Linked DNA regions of Homo sapiens: region 1 is linked to region 2. The links are chromatin loops, found by intact Hi-C in ENCODE. Cell type or tissue: CD14-positive monocyte. All regions are shown on one strand. Links, peaks and the distances in the headings refer to the core of each region. The heading gives the core; the rest is flanking DNA. Region 1 holds the start of LOC124902294 (a long non-coding RNA gene). Region 2 overlaps STKLD1 (serine/threonine kinase like domain containing 1).

Region 1 (16,681 bases), core at 4,379-12,378, 170 kb before region 2:
GGGTTCATACGAACAAGAATGCACACAAAACACACTTGTGCCCACACGCATGGGTTCATACGAACAAGAATGCACACAAAACACACTTGTGCCCACATGCATGGGTTCATATGAACAAAAGATGCACGTTAAGCACGGGAGAATAGTGATCCATGGAGAGGGAAGTGGAAAGGGGTGGGCAGGGATAATAAATTTTCAAAATACATAAAGAAGCCTGTTAGACAAAAGCATGATTTACTTTTCATCAGTATAGATGAAAAGGCAGCCAACATGAAAACAATTAAAAGCACAATCACAAGAAGACGAATGTTCATGAATGTGAAGGCATACTGCATCGAAATACAAGAAGCCAAAACAGACTGAAGAACAAAGGGGTCAAATACACAGTTGGAAGGGGAGATGTCAGAACTTCTGCATTAGAAACAGAGGGCGAGGGTGTTAAAAGTTCACACCCATGTCGAAATTTGGAACCAACATTGTAAAGTATACAAAGACACTGCCTCAAAAGGTAAACAATTATATTGTTATAATTGTTACAATGAACAATTCTTAATTGCTAATTCTTATTAAATACACATGGAATAGTTTTAAAATAGGCCACATACCAGGCAATATGGGGAACTTCACAGAACTAACGCAGCAGAGCCTGCCCTTTGTAGCTACAATGCAATAAACTAGAATCAACAATGAACAGAGTGTTACATAAAGAGAAATATAAACTTGAAGTCTGCAGCCTTAAACGCAACTATTATACAATAAAGACGTCAGGACAGAAGTCCTAGCTGTGAAAAGTTCTCGGTCATGAACACGCACGAATGCCCGGCCAGCTCTGCGCTCCTTCGTCAGGACAGAAGTCCTCTCTGTGTGAAAAGTTCTCGGTCATGAACACGCACGAATGCCCGGCCAGCTCTGCAGTCCTTTGGTGGTCACCTCGCAAAGGAGAATTGATCGGAGCTGCTGCTTACGGGGTGACACCCGTGGCAGCATCACTACACGCACATCGTGACGGCAACCGCGTGTGTCATGCAGCCCCCAACCGATGATGAGAAACCAACCTGAACCTCACGTCAGAGGGAAGGCTGTTATCTTTCCATTCTCTTTAAGAAAAATTATTTTAACACGAAGCAATAATCAAGGGGTAGCAGCCAAGAGATATAGAAAAAATAAGTTTGACAGAGGTATCCCAGGGAGTAACTAATCAAATCTTGTTTTTTTCTTCCATTTGATGATGTTTAGTGCACCTATCAGCTTTTTCATGTGCGAGCCTTGTGATTGTTTTATCACTTCAAATAAATATTTATTTTCATATCTAATTTGGATTCATATTGCTATTATTATTTAAAGTAACCCCTAAAGTTTACATATATTTTAAGCCCCACAAAATCCATCTACTCCTGCCTATATCTGTGAGTTTAATTTCCTTTTAAAATAATCTGAATATATACCAATGAGATTTTCTTTTTTTTAATTTTTATATATATATTTTTTTATTATACTTTAAGTTCTAGGGTACATGTGCACAACGTGCAGGTTTGTTACATATGTATACATGTGCCATGTTGGTGTGCTGCACCCATTAACTCGTCATTTACATTAGGTATATCTCCTAATGCTATCCCTCCCCCCTCCCCCCACCCGATGACAGGCCCCGGTGTGTGATGTTCCCCTTCCTGTGTCCAAGTGTTCTCCTTGTTCAGTTCCCACCTACGAGTGAGAACATGCGGTGTTTGGTTTTTTTGTCCTTGGGATAGTTTGCTGAACTAGAAATACCATTTGATCCAGCAATCCCATTACTGGGTATATACCCAAAGGATTATAAATCATGCTTCCATAGAGACACATGCTCACGTATGTTTATTGCAGCACTATTCACAATAGCAAAGACTTGAAACCAACCCAAATGTCCATCAATGATAGACTGGATTAAGAAAATGTGGCACATATACACCATGGAATACTACGCAGCCATAGAAAACGATGAGTTCATGTCCTTTGTAGGGACACGGATGAAGCTGGAAACCATCATTCTCACCAACAATGAGATTTTCTAATGCCGGGCATGGATGATAGGTGTTTTTGTTCTTGGCTTGCTCCCTGGGTGCTGAAATAGTCAGGATTAGGACAGCGGACCATGGAGAAAGTGCCCAGATGTGCTGGTACCTGCAGCTCAGGACAAAGGGAGGCAGCGTGAATGACACGTTCTTTTATTTGGGTTCTTGCTGCTCCCACGTTACTGTCACAATATTTTCTGTGGAGTTGAAAAGCAAATGCCCCAAGGCAAGCACAGAGGGTGCAGGGGTTGGGGTGTCCCGAGGGTGGGGCTGTGGGCGGGCCTGGACCCCCTGCACTGCGGCTCCTCCTCTGTCCCTGGGGTTCCGTCCTCCTTGGTGGCCTGCAGGGCCTCTGTCCACTGCCGGGCCACCAACTAGGCTACAGAGACACGGTGACGGTCAGGTTTCTCAGGTCCCCCGGGCTAAGGAACACGTGAGCCTTTCAGCCACCACGTTGACCACACATGCGACAAAGGCAGAGGGGCCGCCTGGTCACGGAGGACGAGCAGCCCTTTGCCCCGTCTCCTGGAGGCTGGCGCTCAAATGAGTAAACCCAGGGAGTCCTGAGATTCTTCCTGCTCAGACACAATGCCCTAGTGAGGTCGCTTCCTGACACGAGTTTAAAGGATGCACACGTGTTATAAATCTTAGAAAGCTGGAAGAGGGGAGAAAATCACTTCCAATCCCACCTCCCCAGTGACTCACTCGCGAGTTGGAACAGTTTCCTTCCTGTCTTTTTTCTAACAGAGCATCTTACGTGGATGCAGTGACAAAGATGCGTCATCCGCCTGCGACCGAAGGAAGCTGCGGGAAGAACACCCAAGGGCCTTGTGGCATCTCTCCTGCGCCCTGCACTTCCCTGGGGCCAATGCCAAGGGCAAGGCCAGCCGTGGCGGGCAGCAGCCCCTCTGCTGGACACGGCGCCTGCCCCAAGGCCAAGGCTCCAAACTCGGCCCCCTACTGAGCATCTGATTTCCTGAGTCCCCCTCCGAGGGCTCCAGGATTTGACCTCACATTTCCCGCCCGCCTAAGTCTGTGTGCTTTTAGGCCTGTGTGGCCTTCCCTGTCTGTGCCCTCAGTCTACCTGGACGCTGCCATCCTTCAAAACCCAGCCCAGTCCCACCTCCTGAAGGATGAAGGGGCCCTGCCCGCCTGGCCTCCAGGGCGTCTTGGGCCAGGGCAGCCGCAGTGGTCCCTGCATGTCCCCGTCACAGAGGGTGCCTGTCCTGAAGGAGTGCAGTCATCCCAACAGGCCTCGGCCCTCTCTGGCCACCGAGGCTCCCTCGCCCTTCCGGGTTGGGCTCAGCAGAGGCTCTTGGGGCTCAACTGGAGTGAACCGAGTCGCGGATGGTGGAAGTGAGGGGTACTTGGCCATGGAGGCCCAGGGCTTGGCAGGGGGGCCCAGGGCGCATTCCTGGAGGGGCCGCTTCCCGGGAAAGGTCGCGCTGTGTTTGTGTTCCGGCTCTTTCCTCCGCCTGAGTTCCTCCGAGGCCCTGGCTTATCTGAACACAGGACCCTGTGTGCCACGGCATGCACCATGTCACGGTGAATGTCACACAAACAGGAACGTGCCTGGAGGCCGCCTGGACCTGTCCTCCCGCCCATCAGCTGCCAAGGTGATGCTGTGGACATGGCCGTCCCCACTTGCTTCCCCACTTATGGAGCTCCTCATGGGCTCAACACCCCCTTCCAGAAGGCTGGCCCCAGGAGGGGAGTCGCCGGCATCTGGAAGCCTGGCAGGCCTCCGCAGCGTGGCCAGCATGGGGTCCATGAGTCAGGGGGTGGAAGAGGCCCCGTGACATGGGGAACACACTAAGCTCCTAGCCCAGCTCTTCTCCTGGAGGACCGGATGCCCTCGCTCTGCCGCTGGGGAAGGAGTGCGCAGGGGGCTTGAGGCCAGCAAAGGAACTGCCCCCCAAATCTTACTCCGGGATCGGCACTTTCCTGGAAGACCCCAGGAGTAAGGAGAAGGAAGAGCAGCGGGGAGGGAGGGAGTCCCAAGCCAGGTGCCACAGAGATGGGGCAGCGTGACCCTGTCCAGGTCACCTCCTGGGAAACTGAGGCCCAGCCAGGCAGAACTGGGTCTCCTGGTTCCAGCCACCACCCACCACTCAGGCAGCTGCCACCTGGGAGGCAGGAGATGTCTGAGGTGGGGTCTTCATACCACGAGCCACATGGAGGGAGGCCACGATCTCCGTCCTCCCACCTGCACACACACCCTCCCCCAGGTGAGCACTAGGAAGCCCTCTCTGGGGTGGGGGTGGATGCTAATGTTCTGTGCAGCTCTTTGGTTCAGTGAGTCCTTTTTGGTGAAAGGGCTCAGAGATGCGGCTAAAGCCTGTGCCAGCCTTGCACTCCCATGAGGTTGCTGTTACCCTCATGCCACTTTCTTGGGAGAGGAAGGTGAGGCTGGAAATGGTAAGGGGCTGAGCTCACTCAGAGGCTAGCACGACCCCAGGCTCACACCTGCCAGCAATGTTAAGAGGCACTGGGAGCTGAGAAGGGCTGAGGGTGCCACGCTGGGGTTGGCCAGGTCCAACCTGCCCCCTCCTTTGAGGCCCTCTCCTTCCTTCCTGTGCTGGCCTTTGGAGCCCACGGTTTCAGCATCCATCACGGACCCCACCGCACACCCAAGCGCTGCTGAGGACTTTAACTCCTGCTTTGGAATTTTCAGTGCTTCTGATTATTCGTAGACTCAAAATCAGAAGAGGCTACTTGCCCTAAACAGAACATGGTATATTTGCATTGCAGATCATTTTACATTTTTAAGAAAAAATGCAGTTTCTCTACAAAGTCATCCCCCTCCAAAAACAAAACAAAACAAAAAACCTCCCTAGGGATTTTGACAGGGCTGCCATCAGGCGTGTGACTGATTTGGGGATAATTCCCCCATCCCTTTGCTTTCCATTACCCTGTGGCCCCCGCGTCCTTCAGGGCAGGTGGCCTTGCCTTGTGAGCATCCTGCCCGTTTGGGGGCATTTCCTGGGCACCTGGTAGAGCCGTAGGTGAGAATGGCCCCAGTGGTACTGGGCAGATGTGAGCACAGGGACAATGTTAGTGCAGGAAGTCAGGGGCCCGTCAGGGCTGTTGGTGGCTGACGCGGCATCCATTCCCCTCCCCGCATCCCCCCAACACACCCGCACCCTCATGGATGGTGACTGCACTCCCCACTCCAGGGCTTGTCTGATTGATCTAATGGGGCGCCGTCCCTCTGGTCTGTGATTGCTCTGGAATGAGCCACGGAGCCCAGAGAAGGAACATGCAGAGGGCATCTGAGAACTGCAGCAGGGGACCCAGTTGGGATGAGGCAGCCCTGGGGACCTTGAGGAGAGAGGCAGGAAGTGCCCAGTCCTTGACACCATCCCCGAAGCCTGCCCCACGCCTGGACTCCAGCCAAGGCATGTAAGGCCAGGTGGACTCAGCAGTGTGAGGCAAAGCACGGTGCCCGGCTTGGATGCCACATGTGTTGAGCCAGCTGTGCTGTGGACAGGGCGCTGTGGACAGGGCACAGCAGACAGGCGGGGGATGTAGGCATCGGGAGGGGGAGTCATGGCTGGTGAGAGCACCCCTGGAGCGGGAAGTGCTGGGCAGCGAGAGGTCAGGGAGGCATGGGGGCTTGGGACGGCCACCAGCCACATCAGAGCAGCACTGCTGCTGATTCCCAGCAACATGGAATGAGGCCCCTTGGCAAAGTAACAGAACGTATCTTTGAAATGGCAGCAGCTGATCTTTAAAACAGAGGCAAGCCGTTCCTGTCTCAAAACGTTTAAATCCTCACCCCAAACCATTATGCGGCTCACTGCACCCGTGGAAAGCCAACATCAATACCTGCGTGCATGCTGGCCTCCCTGGCATGGGCATTCTTTGAGGTTGCTGGCTCAAAGCCCCCAGCACTGCCAGAGGGGGAAACCGGCAAACCCAGGAACTCCAAGGCTCAGCTCAACAGCCACACCCTTCCGTAGGCCAAAGGAAGCAAGAGCTTTTTCTTTCTCACTGTTCTCAGGGATTCATTGTTTTTGTTTCTGTTTTTTGTTTTGTTTTGTGTTTTGGGAAGGGGACCACGTCACAGGTTACTATAGAAACAACGCCTGAACTAGATGGATGACGAAGCTGTTATTCCTCGGGGAGGCTCTTCAACTTGAACCAATTGTGGGGCCATTCTTTAGAAAACGGCTGTTTTTGCTCTGGGAACATTTTTAAATTATTTCTTCTTCCTTTGCCTCAGATGGGAGGAGCATCGCGCTACTGGATCACCTCTAATCATTTTTTCCTTTTTTTCTTTTTTTTATCCAAAGCCCAGCTGGCCCATCACAGGGTCATGTGTGAAAAGAGGGCTCCATGCAGGTGTTCAGAAGAATGTTTTCAGTTTGTACTCATCTCAGAAAATGCTTCTGAAATGATGTTAATAAAGAAAACAAGATGCCAATGTGCACATTCAGCCTGGGCCTCACGCAGCCTGGGGAAAATGTGCCAAAATGTCAGCATGGAAAGGATTCACAGTGATCTCTAATTTCTTTCTCAGACCTTTATCAAGTTCTTACTATTTATGTGTTTGTTTATGGAGATGGGGTCTCACTTTGTTACCCAGGCTGGTCTTGAACTCCTGGGCTCAAGCGATCCTCCCGCCTCCACCTCCTAAAGCGTTGGGATTAAAGGTGTGAGCCTCCATGCCGGGCATTACTTTTTAAGAGCATATATAACTTAGCCACGAGAAAAACAGCAGCATTTTTCAGCAACAACAAAAGGGAGAGAGATGAGAGAAAGGCCCCCAGAGCTGGGCAGGGTTGGGGGAAGAACCGTGGGCAGTGGGAGCAGCGACCCCAAATTCAGCCCCGGGCCCCGCCTCCAGGCCAGCTCCTGGCAGGGTGGCCCCACCAGGGTGAAGGGCGGCTGTCCGCGGCCTCCAGGTCACCAGCAGGGCCTGGCTTATGATCTATGAACCCCCGGCCGATCTAGAGGTTAGGGCTCTAGATGGGGCGGGGATTCGGTTAGAGAGGGCAGGGTGGAGGGGAGGATAGACAGGAACCAGGGAGGTCCAGGCCCAGTGGGGGCTGAGCTGAGCGGGGGAGGCGGGGCCGAGAAGGGCGGGGCAGAGGAGTGGGATGAGCGTGGTTGGGGCAGGGCCAGTGGGGCAGGGTCAAGGCTGTGTTGAGGGGTAGAGTGGGCGTGGTCGGAGCGGAGCCGGTGGGCGGGACCCGGCGGTGTGGAGCTGCACCCGGAGTTTGTAAGGATCAGGAAAGCTGCCTGGAGCTGGGCAGACAGGCTGACCCAGGGACCCTGACCACCTACCTGAGCTTCCACCCAGCTTCAAGGCTGTGGGGATCGTTTCTTAGCCAAGGTGAAAGGCCCTGAGCCCTCCAGTGGGCTCTGAGGGTTTGAATGTTTATTCTAAATGGGCTCCAACACGGAGTGCGCGTGCGCTCAAGGACCAGCTGGCTAGGAGCGCCTTCTCTCCCCGAGGGGATCTGGAATGTTCATCCGCGGTCTTCCCAGTGGTCCTCTCCTGAGCACCCTGGGCATGGGGTTGGGAAGTGGGCACACTTCTTCAGTGCGTGGTACTTTCTGTCCCTCCCAATGACATTGGTCTCTTCCAAATTCCCCAGGCATAGGAACAGCCACAAGAGCCAACTCACATTTCCCAAAGCCCTCTGGGGGCACGGCAGCGCCCTGGGCAGAGGAGAGAACTGCCCAGCTCAGCGGGGAGAAATCCCAGTGGTGCTTTCCGTTCCCCCCAGGCTCGATGACTGCCATACTTACCAGCTGGGGGCGCTGGTGAGCACTGCCAGTCTCCAGCGCCCGCCCTTACCCCGGGGCAGTGCTGCTTACAGCACGGCGACTCCTAAAGGCAAGGAGTTAAAGGCACACGGATCCTAGCACTTTGGGGAGGCTGAGGTGGGCGGATCACTTGAGGTCAGGAGTTCGAGATCACCCTGACCAACATGGTGAAACCTCGTCTCTACTAAAAACACAAAAAAGTAGCTGGGTGTGGTGGCGGGCGCCTGTAATCCCAGCTACATTGGAGGCTGAGGCAGGAGAAGCGCTTGAACCCGGGAGGTGGAGGTTGCAGTGAGCCGAGATAGCACCACTGCACTCCAGCCTGGCAACAGGGCGAGACTCCCTCAAAACAACAACAACAAAAACAAAACAAAACCAGGCACACAGAGCAAGCGGCGGGAAAGCCAGATGGAAGCGAAATGGGACTTTGCCCTTCCGAGCCTCCTGTGGATAAAATGTCAAAGCTGGGCACTCCCCCTTGACTCAACGGGGCTGCCGCCCCGAGCCCCTTTCATCATCCTCCCCACAGCCCTGAAAGTTCTGTAACTCCACTTTAGGGATCAGGGATTCCCGACTCAGGCCCTGAGCTGTTTCTGGAGCTTTCACTCTGGGCGGTGTGGGGGAGGGGGCCCCTGCGGCCTTCAGGTCTGGGCACTGTCCAGGACACCAGGGCTAGCCCTGAGTCCGGCCACCTGAGATTCTGAGGCTGCCCTCTCTTGAGCCCACGGTGCTGACTGGGGGTCCCTCGTCTGGCAAACTCAGCTATGGGCACAAAGTCGGGACAACAAAATGGTGTGCACAGAATGACTCATTTCATGTTTTTAAAAACCTTTTGGCCGGGCGCGGTGGCTCATGCCTGTAATCCCAGCACTTTGGGAGGCCGAGGCAGGTGGATCATGAGATCAGGAGACTGAAACCATCCTGGCTAACACGGTGAAATCCCGTCTCTACTAAACACACACAGACACACAGACACACACACACACACACACAATTAGCCCCGCGTGGTGGTGGGTGTCTGTAGTTCCAGCTACTCGGGAGGCTAAGGCAGGAGAATGGCGTGAACCCGGGAGGCGGAGCTTGCAGTGAGCCGAGATCGCGCCACTGCACTGGGCGACAGAGCGAGACTCTGTCAAAAAATGAAAAATAAAATAAACCGTTTTACAGCTGCGCATGTGTGTAAAAACAGGACACAGCACTTCTGCCGCCCCACGTGCCAGTAATGCTCCGACTCCTTTACTCCTCATTCCCAGGCCCAGGGGCAGGCTCTACTGTCCTCTCCATTTTACAGGCAAGGAAACTCAGGCTTGGGGTTAGAGAGCAGAGATGGCCTGTAGTGAGTTGGACAGGAGCCTGGGACCTTTGGCTCCAGGGTGCCACACTCCCCCAACCTACTGTCCCAGGTAGAGGAGCTTTTGGGGGTGGGTGGTTACTTTCTGCTCATCTCCTTCCTTTTTTATGTTTATGTTAATTTTATTTTATTTTATTTTATTTTGGGACATGGTTTGGCTGGGTCCCCCAGGCTGGAATGCAGTGGCCTGATCACAGCTCATTGTAGCCTCCAACTCCCAGGCTCAAGTGAACCTCCCACCTCACCCTCCCGAGTAATTGGGACTACAGGAGAGCGCCACCATGCCTAATTTTTTTTTTTTTGCATTATTTGTAGAGATGGGGTTTCGTTATGTTCCCCAGGCTGGTCTCAAACTCCTGAGCTCCAGTGATCCACCCATCTTGGCCTCCCAAAGTGCTGAGATTACAGGCATGAGCCACCACACCCAGCCTGTCTGCTTCTATATGACTTTATTTTTCTCCCATGACCATTTATTACTCTTTTAATCATGAAGAAAAAGAGGCTTCCTTGTTGGAGTCCGGTCAAGCAAGAAGGAAGCATGAAGGAGGAAAGCATAGCTGGGGAGCAGTGTGTGAAGTTCAGTGACCACCCAGTGAGCAGGGGCGCCCCAGCCAGGCAGTTGCTCAGAAGCACAGCTTCAGACACAGGGACCCATTCTTTCTAGAACCTTCCCAGAGGCCTGCTGCTTCCACCAGGAGGTACTTGTGATTTGTATGAGATGTGAGTTGTCCATTTCCTATTCCTCGTGACCAAATGTGTCTTTTCAATTACGGTCATTTAAAAATGAAATGTGAGTGAAGACGATGATTCTAGGGCAATGGTTGTCAACTGTGGCTGCTCTGTAGAATCATCGGAACTTCAAAAGATACTGATGCCAGCCGGGCGCAGTGGCTCACGCCTATATTCCCAGCACTTTGGGAGCCTGAGGCAGGAGATCCCTTGAGCCTAGAAGTTAAGAGACCAGCCTGGGCAACATAGTAAGACTCCATCTCTACAAACACTTTTTAAAAATTAACCAGGCATGGTGGCACGTGTCAGTAGTCCCAGCTACTCAAGAGGTTGAGGTCGGAGGATCTCTTGAACCCAGGAGTTCAGCGCTACAGTGCGCTATGATTACGCCACTGCATTCTAGCCTGGGCAACAGAGAAAGACCCCCATCTCTTAAAAAAAATATTGACACCTGGGCCAGGCAAATAATCACAACGTTCAAGTGTGGCGCCTGGCAAAGGGAATTTTAAAAGCACCCTAGGTGACTCTAACATGCAGCCAAGATTAAAACCATTGTTTTCTAGAGAGAGGGGGACATGCGGAGAGGGTAGCAGGAAAGAGAACAGATGTGTTTCGCTTGTTCTTTCAGTATTTCTTTAGGCTCATTAATCAGGAGTGCTTGGACACGAAGAAGGGAACAACAGATAATGGGGCCTACTTGAGAGTGAAGCGTGGGAGTAGGGAAAGGATCAAAAATAAATACCTATCGGGTACTATGCTTATTACCTGGGTGACTAAATAACCTGTACACCAAACCCCCGAGACACGGAGTTTACCTATATAACAATCCCGCACACGATCCCCTAAACCTAAGATAAAAGTTTTTTCAAATCAGGAATACTTAGCCTAGTCCATTTTCATCCCGAATATTGCAGTTCATTTTTCATATTCTACATTTCCACAGATCTTTAAATAAAAACAGAGCAAGAAACAGGCACCTCAAGGGATGGTCACTGTTACAGCGTTCGCCTGAGACAGCCACTTCCGTTGAGAAGTCACAGAAACCTCCACCCAGGCAGGTACCGAGGACAGCAGACCCAGTGATGATGCGCTGAGGGGCAGCTCCAGAGGCTGCAGAATCTCTTTCAACCCCTGAGCGGGAGCCCAAGTCACCACCCTCAGCTGACACAGGAGGAAAACGACGCTCAGAAGGTCCAGTGGCCCAGGCAGCAGCAAAGCTGCGATTTCGAGGCCGACTTGGTTCCAAAGCCCAAGCTTTTAACCGTCACGCTATAGGACACCATGCAGTCCTCCAGATTCGTTATATTTTTTATTATTTATTTATTTATATTTTTTCAGAATTGAATAATTTTATTTTTGCCTTAAGAAACTCTAAGAACCGGCAGTGGCTCACACGTGTAATCCCAGCACTTTGGGAGGCCGAGGCGGGCGGATCACGAGGTCAAGAGATTGAGACCATCCTGTCCAACAGGGTGAAACCACACCTCTACTAAAAATACAAAAAATAGCTGGGCGTGGTGGCGCACGCCTGTAGTCCCAGCTACTTGGGAGGCTGAGGCAGGAGAATCGCTTGAACCCGGGAGGCGGAGGTTGCAGTGTGCCGAGATGGGGCCACTGCACTCCAGCCTGGGCGACAGAGTGAGACTCCATCTCAAAAAAAAAAAAAAAAAAAAAAGAAGAAGCTCTGAGAACTAACATCAGGAATGGTTAATGAAACGTAGAAGTTAAAGTCATGACAGGGAAGATTGTAGAAGTATGAACATCACAACACTGGGAGAAATGAACGAGGTTTCCTATGGTTGACCAGCCAGGAAGCCAGTGCTGCTGAGTTGGCATTTAACTCTTTAGAATATGCACGCGTTGACAATACAAAATACCTTGATTAATGTTTACCATCTTTATCTTTTTGGTACAATAGGGGAAAATGTGGCGTCATTTCTTCACAGCGGTTGTGTGTGGGGGATCGTTACCACCAAAATCATAATAATCATTTATAGTATATTTTAAAGTTAGTCTTGCAAGATCGTTATGGCATTTTAAAATCTCTGTAGTTTGAACATTTTCATTTTATCATTTCTTTTAACAAATACTATTTCAAATAGTTCCTATCCAGAATATTTACAGGTAATTTAGCATAGAAGCAAATTTGAAGCTAACTTCAAAGAAGAAAAAAAAGTTCAATAGCCAGAGAGCTAAGGATAAGATAGAAAAACCACATAGTAATTTTAAACAGCATTTTGCTGCAGATTTCCAATCCAATGAATACCAGGAATGAAGGATTTTTTTCTCCCAAAGAAGTATTTCACATGAACTCTGAACCTTGGATATGGAAACTTCTAGAAAAACTGAAGACCCTGAGACACATGCAAGTAAGAGTCTTCTGGCAAAAATACAATTTAATTTTCCAGTTTCCCTCCTCTCAAAAAACTCCAGAGGATACCTTTAGTAGGCACAGAGTATAATGTCATGTTCAAAATTTACAAAGGACAGCAGCAGCAAATAATTACGTCCCTATCATTCAGAATGGATAGTTTTTCATTACAGAATTAGCTCCTGGTTTGTCATAATAGGCTTGTAGAAACTGCCAAGTTTTATTATGCAAACTAATTGACCTAGTAGTTGAGTCTGAAAGATCTGGAAGCTCTGTGCGCATCAGTGTCATTTACACTGGTAGAAGTAATTATGTCTAACTAGTGAAATAGCATTAATGAAACTCAAACAAATTTCCACTGATAACATTTCAGAGTGCACGCTATAGTCAAACAGCAATGTTATAAATACCTACGCAGAAAAGAAACAGATAGGGTGATTCCAGAGACCACAGAGTCTTAAGTTATAAGGTAATTTCAAATTTCCCAAGGGTTGGTTTACAAAATGGTTTGAAAGTCTAAACTTACAGAACAGAAAACAGATAAATGCACATCACTCTACCCCTTGGCAAGCAAAGGATATATATTTTTTTGTCTTATTGCATGAACTGATGCCTGATACCCTCAGCTACCAACTTAAGTAACGCTGAAACCCCTACCTTCAAATCCAGCTTACCGTCAGATGAACTATGTATACGTGGGAAATTATGATTAAAGCTTTACGTTCAAAGTCAAGTAATAGACTATTTTTAAAAATACATGGTAAGGAGAAAAAAGTGTCTATGTTGAACAACTGAGAAACACTTAAGCGAGGTTACAAATGACTAATAACTATGCACAACAATCTTTTCCAGGATCAACTTTTTCCTTTGCAAAAAAAAATCATTTACAGACATTCAACAAGTTAATTCTGTTATAAATGATAGGCCATATGTATGTTCCAACCTGCTTCCTTTTAGTACTAGGACAGTGTAGTACCGGCACTTCAGTAAGTGTTAACTTTATTTTCTAAGTGTTTAAATATGTTTTGTTTTGTTTTATGAGGCGGAGTCTTGCTCTGTCGCCCAGGCTGGAGTGCAGTGGCGCGATCTCCGCTCACTGCAAGCTCCACCTCCCAGGTTCACGCCATTCTCCTGCCTCAGCCTCCCGAGTAACTGGGACTACAGGCACCTGCCACCATGCCCTGCTAATTTTTTTGTATTTATAATAGAGACGGGGTTTCACCATGTTAACCAGATTGTCTGGATCTCCTGACCTCGTGATCCGCCCACCTCGGCCTCCCAAAGGGCTGGGATTACAGGAGTGAGCCACCACGCCTGGCCTAAATATGTGTCATTTTCAAAAGAAGAAATGTGATATTTATTGTTGTTAAGATAAATGGGAACTGACAAGCCTATATAACATTCCTTACGTAGTTTCTGATCGCTATAACATTGCCACAATTTGCAGATGAAATAAAACTTATTTTTGAAGGGGTAAAAACCTAACAGATCTTGCTGAAAGGAAAATACTAGAACACGGATTCAACTATTTCAAATAAAGACTTCCTATTGGAGATTCTAAGTAATATGAACATTTAAAAATATATGCCAGTAGGCTCCCACCTGAAATACATAAAAGTCTCACCTATGGAATCTATCATTTACAAGGATTTATACATAAAGATTCATTTGGTGGCTTTCAAATTCCAAATTTGAACATTTTCATGGGAATATTTCCAACCCTAAGAAGCAAAAGGGAAATCTCCATTCAATTCCATTCTCTATCATGTGACAGCCACAGAATTAAAAATACGTGCAACCGGTGAAACCCAGTCTCTACTAAAAATACAAAAAATTAGCCGGGCATGTTGGCAGGCGTCCGTAGTCCCAGCTACTCCGGAGGCTGAGGCAGGAGAATGGCGTGAACCCAGGAGGCGGAGCTTGCTTGCAGTGAGCCGAGATCGCGCCACTGCACTCCAGCCTGGGGGACAGAGCGAGACTGTCTCAAAAAAACAAAAAACAAAAAACAAAAAACAAAAAAAAAAAACACGTGCAACAGAACTTTTCACATCCTCCTGTCTGCATTACAGATATTTGTTTTTTACCCACGGAGACCGTATTGCAAAGGTATAAAGTGGTCTACCCAACAAAGTATTTTACAGATGATGGCGATGAAAGCAAGGATTAATTCTAATTAGCTAAATCTAATTCGTTCTTCAGAGGAGAGACTTGTCTGCAAGGTTGCAAGGGAGGGTAGCAGGAAGTTGCTGTCCACTTGGACTAGCAGAATACACAACTCAAGTGGAGATTTATTCTGACATTTTCCAGAACAACTCTAAAACTTCTTATTTACTCTTTATGCCATCTACAAGACACAACACACATTTATTGTCTCAATGTTAAGAAAACTGAGAAGCCAGCACTAAAGTGCTAACATGGAAGGGAAAGTTGTAAGAGGTACTAGGGTATGCTAATAACTCCAGTTTTCTACTCTCCATGCCTGCTTCAGAGAGCCACTGCTTCTCCTTCTCGGGCCACAGGGAAGGCTGGGAGTCCCCCAGCAACAACAAGGGCACTCCCCGGCGATTCTGTCCCTTCCTTAAACTTCGCTCCAGTCTTGGTCGACGTGGACGCAGCCGCCGCCTCATTATATTTTTTAAAACACATGAAAAGTCATGTCATATTCTAGCCATATAACAAATGAACCGTTTCGGATCACAAATCCCAAACCCAGTCAAAAGCGTGTAGCCATTGTCTTAAATTCCAAGTCATTGGTTCAGATGAAACCTGTGAAGCTAAAAATCTACTAAATCCATTTTTAGGAAGAAGAAAAAACCACCCTGCCACAAACCAGCAAACTAATCGCACCTGTATGTTCACAGGGATGGGATGCGCAAAGCAAACCCTGCCGTGTGAAGGCAGCTGAGACAAAGAGCTGGCCAGGTAGGTCCCTGCCCGGCCATCCCCCGTCACAGTACCTGCTGAGGCTGCAGAGCAGGGGCCCAACACGCAGACACCCAACGTGCAGGCCACGGGCGGGGCTTCTGCCCAAAACCAGCTGTACCAGGCGCCATCCTGACACCTGCCCGCCCGGGAGAGCAGAACACAGTGGGAGATCCAGGGGCTTCTTCGGAAGAGCACCGAGAGATCCCGTCTCCTCTGCAGGCTCCCTCTCTCCGGGCCAGGCCTGCCCTTCACAGCACAGAGTTCACCCTTAGTGTCCCCAAGGCCCTGGACTTCTTGGGTGTGCTGGTGTCTCTCTGACTTTCTCCCTTTGGACTTTCTGGTAACTCTGGCCCTCCAGGGCAGCTCTGGTACTTGGGAAGCCTCTAGAAAGACTTGGGCAGAGGCAGCGATGGCCTAGGCCCACTCAACCCAGAGAGCTCTGAAGACACGCCCTGCCTTCTGGGAGAACTGCCTGGTGCCTCCTCAAGCAGATCCTGGGGGGCCCTGTGTGGGGGTCAGTTCCCTGTCCTCAAGGAGCTCACTTTGACTCTGGGGCAAACCTAGTGTGGGTGGTCGGCATCAGCCATTGTCCATGTGGGGAGACTGAGGATCAGAGGGGCACATCCAGCCTGGGAAAGCCAGACCACGCGCAGCTCTTGGCATTGTCTTCACCTGCTCCGTCAGCAACACCACCCCCTGGGGGGCAGCTGGGTGACCCCCATCTCACAGCAGGGGAGACAGGGCTTCGAAAAGCCCCTGTGCAAAGCAGAGCTGGGACTTGAGGCCACCGGATTTGGTGCAGAGGAGACAGCTTGGATCCAGGGACAAGCTCTGCCAGCAGGGAGGACAGGACTGGGTGATGGGAGCTTAGTTTTGGAATAAAAAAATCTGCAAAGGAGCCTATCTGTCCAGTAAGCACCACAGAAACAGAGTTCCCAGTGGCAGCCACCATTCCTTGAGGGCCTCCCCTGTGTCTAGCACTTTCCAGAGTTTTCTCTCTGATTCCTCCACTCAGACCTAGTAGGGACAACTGCAGGGCCTGGGCTGCAATGGTGGGGCTGGGCTGCAGTGGTGGGCTGGGCTGCAGTGGTGTGTCTGGGCTGCAATGGTGGGCTGGGCTGCAGTGGTCGGGCTGAGCTACAGTGGTGGGGCTGGGGTGCAGTGGTGGGCTGAGCTGCAGTGGGTGCAGTGGTGTGTCTGGGCTGCAGTGATGGGCCTCAGCTGCAGTCGTGTGTCTGGGCTGCAGTGGTTTTTCTGGGCTGCAGTGGTGAGGCTGTGCTGCGGTGATGGGGCTGGGCTAGCGCTTCACGTGTGGGTCTCTCACGCCTGGTAAACCAAATGCCCTGCAGCAAGGAGTCCACACAGGAGCCTGCCAGGGGCGGCTGCTGATGGCTCCGGCTTCTGCACCACTTGCCCGGGGATGTGGGGGCTCCGTATACCCTAGTATTGTTACCAGAAAGGAGTCCCAGTCCAAACCCC
Region 2 (9,102 bases), core at 1-8,000:
AGAAGAAAATCAAGGAGCAGAGAGAGAAAAGGCAGGGGAGAAAGGCCTTCTGGCAGAGGCCGGGTTTCAGGACTTCTTGCCCAGTGGGCAGACCCCTCAGTTTTAAGTGCCTCCTGCCCAGGGAAATGTCCTGGGATTTTCCGGGCAGTCCTGGTTCCAGAGGGCAGCGGTGGTGTGGTGCTGGATGCCCTGTTTGTTTTGATTTTTGATTCACAGTAGGGGGCCCCCTGGCCTGTGCTGCTTCCTCTCCTCTAGACCCCATCTTGGCACTCCAGCGCCCCAGGAAAAAGAGAGCTCCAAACCACGGAAAGCCCGGGAAACCCAAGAACCCTGCCAGCACCCAAAGTGTGGGATTCTCCAAGCCTCTCCTGGGCTAACCCCTGCACCCGTCTCTGAGGACAGTTGACCTTTCCCACCCCATTTCTGCTGTTGTCGTTAGCTGGAGGAAGGCAGCAGATGGGGGATGGGAAGGCCCCCCTGCACACACCCAAGGCCTGGGTGTCCCCTTCCATCCCTGTCCTCGTTCCAGGTATCATTGTGAACAAGGCCCCCTTGGAGAAGGTCCCGGACCTCATCAGCCAGGTGTTGGCCACCTACCCTGCGGATGGGGAAATGGCAGAAGCCAGCTGCGGAGTCTTCTGGCTGCTGTCCCTGCTGGGTGAGCTGGGTGGGCGCCCTGGGCCCCTGGGGCTGGGAGGGGTGGGCCTCATGGCACAGCAGGCACAAGGCAGCCCGGCCCCTTTCTGCAGGCTGCATCAAGGAGCAGCAGTTTGAACAAGTGGTGGCGCTGCTCCTGCAAAGCATCCGGCTGTGCCAGGACAGAGCCCTGCTGGTGAACAATGCCTACCGGGGACTGGCCAGCCTGGTGAAGGTGTCAGGTGAGCCTGGGGACAGGACGAGGCTGCCACCTAGAGGTGGGGGCAAGAATCAGCCCCCATCAGTTACATCTGCCAGGTGCCACAAACCAAAAAACAGAAGCAACAAATCAAAAAGGAAAAGAAATTAAAAACGATCTGAAGTCCAGTCATCCAGAAATCACCATCAAGACTTTCACGCACACTTGATAAACTCTTGTCTCTGCGTTATGCTACCCTGTGACCCTCTCTCTGTCCATAAACACATCACATCTGCACAGGTTTCCTAACATGCAGGCACACCGTGACTGATCAAAACAGCTCTGCAAACAGTGTCTCCAATTCCCCACAACACAAACCCTGCCTGTTACTCAGCTAGACAGGCTGGGCCCAGCGCTGAGCACAGCACAACCGACGCTCGGCCCACAGCACAGTCCTTCAGAGAGCATCCTGGGCCTGGCCAAGACACTAGCTGGTGCCTGGCAACTCCGGGCTCATGGTCTTGACCTCTGTACTACCTAATCTTCCCCAGAGTGACAACGACCCCTTTGGCTCTGGGGGGGCTGCCTCCTCTGTTCTTGCATGGTCCTGTTCAGGTCATGCCAGCCTACTGGTCCGCCCAAGCTGATGGGGCCTCCTGGGTCCCGTCTCTTGTCCTGTCCCAGGCCCCTGTGTGAGCTCTGGGGTCCCATCCCGTCCTGGGCAGAAGGCTCTTCCCTTTCAGGGGAAAGCAGGGAATGAACCCACTCCCACCCATCCCCCAGAGCTGGCGGCCTTCAAGGTGGTGGTGCAGGAGGAGGGCGGCAGTGGCCTCAGCCTCATCAAGGAGACCTACCAGCTCCACAGGGACGACCCGGAGGTGGTGGAGAACGTGGGCATGCTGCTGGTCCACCTGGCTTCCTATGGTGAGAACCCCTTCTCACCTCACACTCCCTAGAGCCCAGCGGTCAGGGGTGCCCCGCTCCCCCTATAACTGACAGGGAAGGAGCACATGGAAGGTGGGCTCAACCCCACTTCTCGGCCCACTTAAACTTCCCACTCATTTGGCATCTTCTGAGCACCAGGGGTTGTCCTGGCTGAGGGTGACGCTTGGGGCTCCGGAACTGCAAGGTGGCTCTGTGCATGCCAAGCCCAAGGGGGAATGTGACCCACTCTCATCCTTCTGGGGCTTCTGGCAAGGGGCACAGGAAGGACTCTGGCCTCAGGACCTTCCTGCTCCACCTGCAGAGGAGATCCTGCCGGAGCTGGTGTCCAGTAGTATGAAGGCCCTGCTCCAGGAGATCAAGGAGCGCTTCACCTCCAGCCTGGTGAGTGACAGCAGCGCCTTCAGCAAACCAGGCCTCCCTCCAGGTGGAAGCCCCCAGCTGGGGTGCACCACGTCTGGGGGACTGGAATAGATGTTTGTATGGAACTGACCTTGATCTCCACGTGTATAGTTTTCAAGACTGCTCTCCTGCCTGCCTATTATCCCATCTCTATGACTGGGCCAAAATCAATCTTAAACGGGAGGGGTAATCAGACCTCTCCAAAGAGTTTCCTGTCCATGACTGCTGGATTGAGTCACATGAGTAACTGCTCCTGGACCCGGGGACTGTCCACGAAAACTGACTTGCCTGCTTCCTCCTTCCAGGAACTGGTTTCTTGCGCGGAAAAAGTGCTCTTGAGGCTGGAGGCAGCCACCTCTCCCAGCCCACTGGGTGGGGAAGCAGCTCAGCCCTGATGCGGGGGAGAAGACAGATACCCCACAGGCCCCTCCCTCCACGTGTGCCCTCTCCCTGTCCTTCCTTTCCATGGGCCACTGTTTCCCTTGGGGTGGGGGGAAGGGTCATCCAGCACCAGAATGCGCATCTCACACTCCTCTTAGGTGACTAATAAAGAGGCCCAAGGCCAGTTTCTGCCTTAATCATTTCTGGCAAGAGGCTGTGACTGGCCAGTGGGATACTTAATTCTGCAGTCTCTATAGACCTCGCCCCTGGACAGAGCAGTCCTTCCAGACCATTCTAGATGAGAGTCAACACTGAGCCTCCACAGGCTCCATTCCAAGTAAACATCTGCATTTATTTTAAATCGCATCCTCGGTGTGTCTGCCCCTTTTCTGTCCAGCTGTCAGGTGGCCCAATAACGCCTTGGACTCCGTCCCCTTGTCAGTGCCACTGGCTGTTCCTGGCTCTAGTTCCCAGGGGAGCCTCAAACTGGGGCCTAGCCCAGAAAGCCACCGGCTAGCATCACATAGCTTCTCCAGCTCAAATAGCCCAAGGTTGGCATGTCTGCCGACCTCCAGGAATAACCGCAGTCACCGTGCCCAGGCAACACATCCTCGTGCTATGGGGAGAAGCCTCTGCTGGGTGACCCACCAGCCAACCCTGGGCCAATTTAATTTAGATAAATGCTCAAAGTTCAAACGGCCACAGGAAACCCCTGATGTAACACCTGTTGTGCCGGCCAGCTGTGTCTCAGGAGCTGACTGCAGACACCTGGTCTGGGTCCCTCAAGCCCAGCAGAGCTTGTTATGTCCCCTAACACAAAGGAGGAAAATGTGGCTCCTCGAGAGGAAGGTGCTGAGCACCTCACCCCAGGGTGTCACCGAAGATGGGCAGTGACAGCACCGTATGGACTGGCGGCCCACAGGCCCCAACCTCACCTGGCCCAGGGGGTCAGCAGTCGGTAAAGCGTGGCCAGGCGTGCCCATGGCCGTCCCTGCTCCCCACCCTGACCATCCGGGCCCAAACACACATGGACAGTAAGACCAGGTTTCAGACCACAAAGTCAAGAGGAAGGAGGACCTTCTCAGTAGCACCACGCCACGCCCCTCTGCCATGATTCTGAAAAGGTTTCACCAGAGTTGCCACTCTGGGGAGATGTGATCTGTCCCTGTGACTGGTCACATTGCCTCTGTAGCGGGGCGGCAGCAGCAGCAGGGCAGGACTGCTAGGCGTCGTCACTGCAGTGGTCTGGAGCAGTCAGCAGGGGGCGCCTGTCTCGGGCCATGCTCTCCCACTCCTTCTTCACCATGACGTACAGCCTCATTGCTGCCTGGGCATCCTGAATCTAGACGACATGAAACATCCCAGCAGGTGACGAGGCATAGCCGCAGCCCACAGTCAACCCCACAATGACTGAGCCCTCCCACTAGCCACTCTGCTACAGATGTACTGAGTGAGACATGGACCTGGCCACGAGATGTCACCAGGACGGGGAGGGAGGACACAAGAGAAGCAGAGGGAGCAACGACCTGATGGTCCCCACACTTCTGTGACTCAGACACCCCTCCCAGGAGAAGAAAGGGAAACCCAAAGAGGAGAAGCAACAAACACGCTGCCTTTTTAGGTCTCTGAGTGCAGGGTGATGGCAGGTTGGGTGCTGGGCACAGGGGCACAAGGACCAAGCAGATGGGCAAAAAGGGCCCAAAGCACTGAGGCCACGTTGGCAGGGGGTGACTGCTCCACAGAGGCAGAGCCAGCTGCTCAGCAGGGCCGGGCAGGGCAGGGCTGGAGGGCTGCGGGGGTGGGGGGACCCTTTGTAATTATTTGGCAACTTTTTCTCCAAATAACGAGAATGCAGTACTTTTGTGTTAAGTGTTAAATTCGTTAAATGTGCATATTTAGAATTTAACCAAAATTCCGTAACTCCGCTCTACCATTTTTTTTTTTTGACCAATAGCCTCGTAGGATAAGTAGGTGCCCAAGCCCCACCTCCCCCATGTCTGTGTCAGGTGACTCATGTCTGGTTCCAGGTGGGAAACCGCCCCAAACCCCATGAACTACCCCACAGGACACACTTACTGAACAGTGCTCCGCCTGCTGGACCTGGAGCCCAAGGATCTTCTCTGAAAGTAGTCTCAGAGACGGCCTTCCACTCTGCAAAGGGGGAAGAGGCGGGTGGGGGCCTCTGCAGGCTCGGCCCAAAGAGGGTCACCCCACCAAGCAGGGAGCGGTTGGCTACTGAACCTCACCCAAGCGACCTACAGTTTGCCTCTCAGTGGAGAGGTGCTCATGGCACTTAGGGTGGTAGCCACCAGCTGCCATTTATAGCATGATGGGCTGGTGATACACCCCTATCAGCCAATAAAAGGAGAGGGCCAGGGGAGGAGTCAGCATCCCCATCTCCCATCTTGAGGCCTCCCTGCTTATTTCAAGAGGGACAGCTCTGGCCAGGCATGGTGGTTCACACCTGTAATCTCAGCACTTAGGAGGCCAACGAGGGCAGATCACTTGAACCCAGGAGTTTGAGAATAGCCAGGGCAACACAGCAAGACCCTATCTCTAAAAAAATAAAAATAAAAAAATTAGCCAGGGGTGGTGGCATATGCCTGCAGTCCCAGCTACTTCAGAGGCTAAGGTGGAAGGATTGCCTGAGCCTGGGAGGTGGCAGTTACAGTGAGCCAAGATTATGCCATTGCACTCCAGCCTGGGTGACAGAGCAAGACCCTGTCTAAAAAAAAAAAAAAGGATGAAGAACGGCTCTGCCCTTGGCACCCTCTAGAGCAGATACGACAGTGGTACCAGGCCCTTAGTCAGTGACCCTGTTTCAGAGGTTAGAGTGGAAATAACTTGCCCTCCGTTGCAATCATTTTTAAGGTCAGCAATTAGCAGAACTCTATTTTTAAACATTCCTTCTAGTTTTAAAGGTTAAAAGAAAAAACAAAAACCCTTTAACCAACAAGTCAGCCACCAGTGACCAGAAACAATGAAGTGACCAGCAAAACAGAAATACAGTATCTTGAGTCACACTCATTCTAAGTACCTTTACTTGACTCTTGAAAGGTTTATATTTCTGTGTGTCCCGAATCTTCTTTTTTGGATGATCAAGAAATAGTACCTAGAAAAATAAAATATAATGATAATCATTTTCATTTTTGGTTTGTAGTAGCAGAACCCCCTCCCCCCGCCACCTTTTGCAAGTAACATCTTTGTGTGTGTGTGTGTGTGTGTGTGTGTGTGTGTGTGTGTGTGTGTGTGTGTGACGGAGTCTTGCTCTGTCACCCAGGCTGGAATGCAGTGGCTCAATCTTTGCTGACTGCAACCTCCGACCCCAGGTTTCAAGTGATTCTCCTGCCTCAGCCTCCCGAGTAGCTGGGATTACAAGTGCCCGCCACCATGCCTGGCTAATTTTTGTATTTTTTAGTAGAGACAGGGTTTTGCCATGTTGGCCAGGCTGGTCTCGAACTCCTGACCTCAGGTGATCCACCCGCCTCGGCCTCCCAAAGTGCTGGGATTACAGGTGTGAGCCAACGCGGCTGCCCTGCAAGTAACATCTTGTAGGGAATCCAAGTGTGTCACACACACATGGAAACAAGGCACTGATATGAATTTCAACTCCAGAAGGAAATTTATTGCACTGACTTAAGCTGATGCCCAACAGTCAGAGACAATAAAAACAAAATCTTGAAATCAAGGAAGTAGGAGAAAAACAGTCAACAGTTAACCAGCAACCAACTTATTCCTATATTATACTTGTATTTTGAGTTGGTTCTACACATCAGGAAGTTGCAAATAACACATTTTAACAGCTCATCTTGCAATCTTAGCATGCAATTTTTTGTTTTGTTTTGTTTTTTGATAGGATCTCACTCTGTCACCTGGGCTGCAGTGCTATAGGGTAATCATGGCTCACTGCAGCCTTAACCTCCTGGGCTCAACTGATCCTCCTACCCCAGTCTCCTGAGTAGCTGGGACAACAGGCACACGCCACCACACCTGGCTAATTTTAAAATTTTTTATAGAGATGGGGTCTCCCCTATGTTACTCAGGCTGGTCTCTAACTCCCGGCCTCAAGCAATCCTCCAGCCTCAGCCTCCCAAAAAGCTGCGATTACAGGCATAAGCCACTGTGTCTGGTCCTTAGCATCATCTTCAAGAAAGACTTGAACATGTGCTGCGCAAGGTGCCAGGGATGGAGTCAGAGTCAGGAGGGAAGGACGAGTCCCCACGGCAGCAGTCTCTGAGGGGGTACAGCAGGAGCACACAGAAGACCTTTCTGTGAGGACACTGCCCGGGGGGTTCTCACCTCAGTTTCACCCTCTGTAAACAAGCATGAACACCTCCAGCATCTTCAATGGATTCAAGGGATCTCTACAGTGCCGTCACGGGAGCACCATAGCAAAGGCTGCTGCCTGAACATTAGCATCTCTGTCACTTCCTTCTGAACGGCTTCAAGTTCCTCACCACACCCAAGTGCTTCAAGCCGGTGGGCAGAGGTGACAACTTAAGTGTCTCTCCCATCTAGCAGACTGGCCTCCCCGCTGTTCCCACTGTGTCCTTTAAACCAACATCCAGGCATTTGCCCATAAACTCAAAGTGACCCCCACCCTGTTCTCCTGTAAATACACACGTACTCGCTCTGCCTGACTCTTCATTCCTGCCTCGGGTGACCAGGAGATGGCAGGCTGCCCTCCCCACCCATGACGCCTTCCCTGCCCAGGGTCTGTATATGTCTTTGAACTTGTTTCCCACGGTGGTGGTGTCTGAATTTGCACTTTCCATCTGAAGAACCAGGGGCTGCCCCAGGCGGGATTTTCCTCGGGACGCCAGAAAGAAGGCAAAGGCAAGCTCCCAGGGCCAGGGTGATGGTTAGGCAAGCGTAACCTGAACATGGGCCACAGGGCATCTGCCAGGATAAACTTGTTTCCTGTGGAGGGACCCTGGTCACGGATGGGACAACTGGACATTAGGCCTTCCTCCAGGTAAAAGGGGTATCAGCACCTTCATTTCTCATTAGGGCGGGGTTGCCAGCTGCTCTGGTATGGGTACCCCAGTTTCGCTGGGGGCTCTCAAAACAAGAGCCTGGCATGGCTCCTAAAACACAGTAAGAACTCAGCACGCGGTATCTGATATTATTACCAAAGTATTCCCAACATAGAGCACAAACCCACACATTGTTAAAACTCCCCAACACAGCAAGGGCGTGAGTGTAACACCCACGGAGCAGGGGCAGGCTGAGTCCCCAGGAGAGAGCCCAGTACCTTTAGGTCATTATGCAGAGCGTGCCCCACTAGAATTCTGCCCTTCAGCATCTCTGCCACTTCCTTCTGAACAACTTCAAGCTCTTCTCCTGGAAAATCAACACAAAGAAGCGGTTTTTTGCAACACACACATCACCATCATTCTGTGAGGAGGCAGCCCCGCTCCTACCCCTGGTCAGACCTAAGACAAATGGTCAGGCCTGCAATGCCACTACGGAGGGTGACTCGAAGCCACCACATCCACCCACCCCCCTGGGAGAAGTGCCTTGTGGGCCCCTGGCAGGGGTGGCTGCGAGAACCACCTCTGAGGAGAGGAATAAAGTGCTCCACACAGTCTGCAAAGTCGGCTCATGGCTGGAGGAGAGCATATGTTGAGTGTAGGCACTGAGAAACTTTTAGAGCCGCCTGGCAGCGTGGTTCTGCCTATTCAACCTCATGATTTACTTGACAATTTCCCAAATGGAAATAAAAACAAAACTGCCCCCACAAAAATGGGTAGAGATGTGTTGCCCTAGGCCCTGGGCTCCAGAGGCAGCCTTGCCTGCTTCTGGGGACCACCCCACCACCAACCCCACTTGTACCCCCCGAACAGGGGTGATTAGACCAAGGGTGGCCCGAGCCAAGTGGGACCAGCTAATTTTTTAAAAATATTTTTTAGAAGGCCAGGTGCAGTGGGTCATGCCTGTAATTCCAGCACTTTGGGAGGCGGAGGCAGGCGGATCACCTGAGTTCGGGAGTTCAAGACCAGCCTGACCAATGTGGAGAAACCCTGTCTCTACTTAAAATACAAAATTAGTCGGGTGTGGTGGCATATGCCTGTAATCCCAGCTACTCGGGAGGCTGAGGCAGGAGAATCGCTTGAACCCAGGAGGCGGAGGTTGCAGTGAGCCCAGATTGTGCCATTGCACTTCAGCCTGGGCAACAAGAGCAAAACTCCATCTCAAAAAAAAATAATAATTTTTTTTAGAAATGAGGTCTCGCTATGTTGTCCAGGCTGGACTTGAACTCCTGGGTTCAAGCAATCCTCCCTCCTCAGCCTCCTGAGTAGCTGGGACTACAGGCATGAGCCACCGTGCCCAGCTACTGGCCTGGTCTTGAAGTCAGCGGACAGGAGGCAATGAAGTGCAAGGCATAAATGGGTGTAAAGCCGTCTAAGGATGCCTTTTGTATTTTAAAACCCATCGCCCCAAAAGGAGACAAGACGCATCAAAACCAGCTGCAGTGAGTGGTCTCAGACAGAAAAGGGAACAAAAGGGAGAAAACGAATCCAGTTACTACTTTCCCTTCT

Evidence for each region. Peaks named below come from ENCODE experiments on the same cell type or tissue, not always from the same donor. Only the 100,000 strongest peaks of a DNase experiment are listed, where the experiment ranks them.
Region 1: a loop joins it to region 2, with 3 times the contacts of the local background. A loop is called at or near these places in 7 of 110 quality-filtered maps.

The regions. Positions count from the first base shown.
Region 1 is chr9:133,231,450-133,248,130 of GRCh38, forward strand. It overlaps LOC124902294 (a long non-coding RNA gene), which reads right to left and starts at 6,854. Exons shown (of 2, transcript XR_007061830.1): 1 at 5,880-6,854; 2 at 1,827-2,160. RefSeq lists enhancers at 6,948-7,921, 7,587-8,196, 8,197-8,806. In CD14-positive monocyte, for the core only: CTCF peaks have their summits at 7,823 (motif pointing right) and 7,833 (motif pointing right); a DNase peak (open chromatin) is centred at 7,812; H3K4me3 peaks cover 858 bases; H3K27me3 peaks cover 429 bases.
Region 2 is chr9:133,403,171-133,412,272 of GRCh38, forward strand. STKLD1 (serine/threonine kinase like domain containing 1) reads left to right here. Exons shown (of 18, transcript NM_153710.5): 15 at 530-658; 16 at 750-878; 17 at 1,619-1,759; 18 at 2,082-2,926. The coding sequence ends at 2,251. REXO4 (REX4 homolog, 3'-5' exonuclease) reads right to left here. Exons shown (of 8, transcript NM_020385.4): 5 at 7,815-7,903; 6 at 5,598-5,672; 7 at 4,637-4,711; 8 at 2,892-3,902. The coding sequence ends at 3,783. Among named protein-coding and RNA genes, the nearest start is that of REXO4, 10 kb to the right of the region's middle. RefSeq lists an enhancer at 1,448-1,948. In CD14-positive monocyte, for the core only: CTCF peaks have their summits at 892 (motif pointing left), 1,093, 3,802 (motif pointing right) and 4,002 (motif pointing right); a DNase peak (open chromatin) is centred at 3,821; H3K27ac peaks cover 470 bases.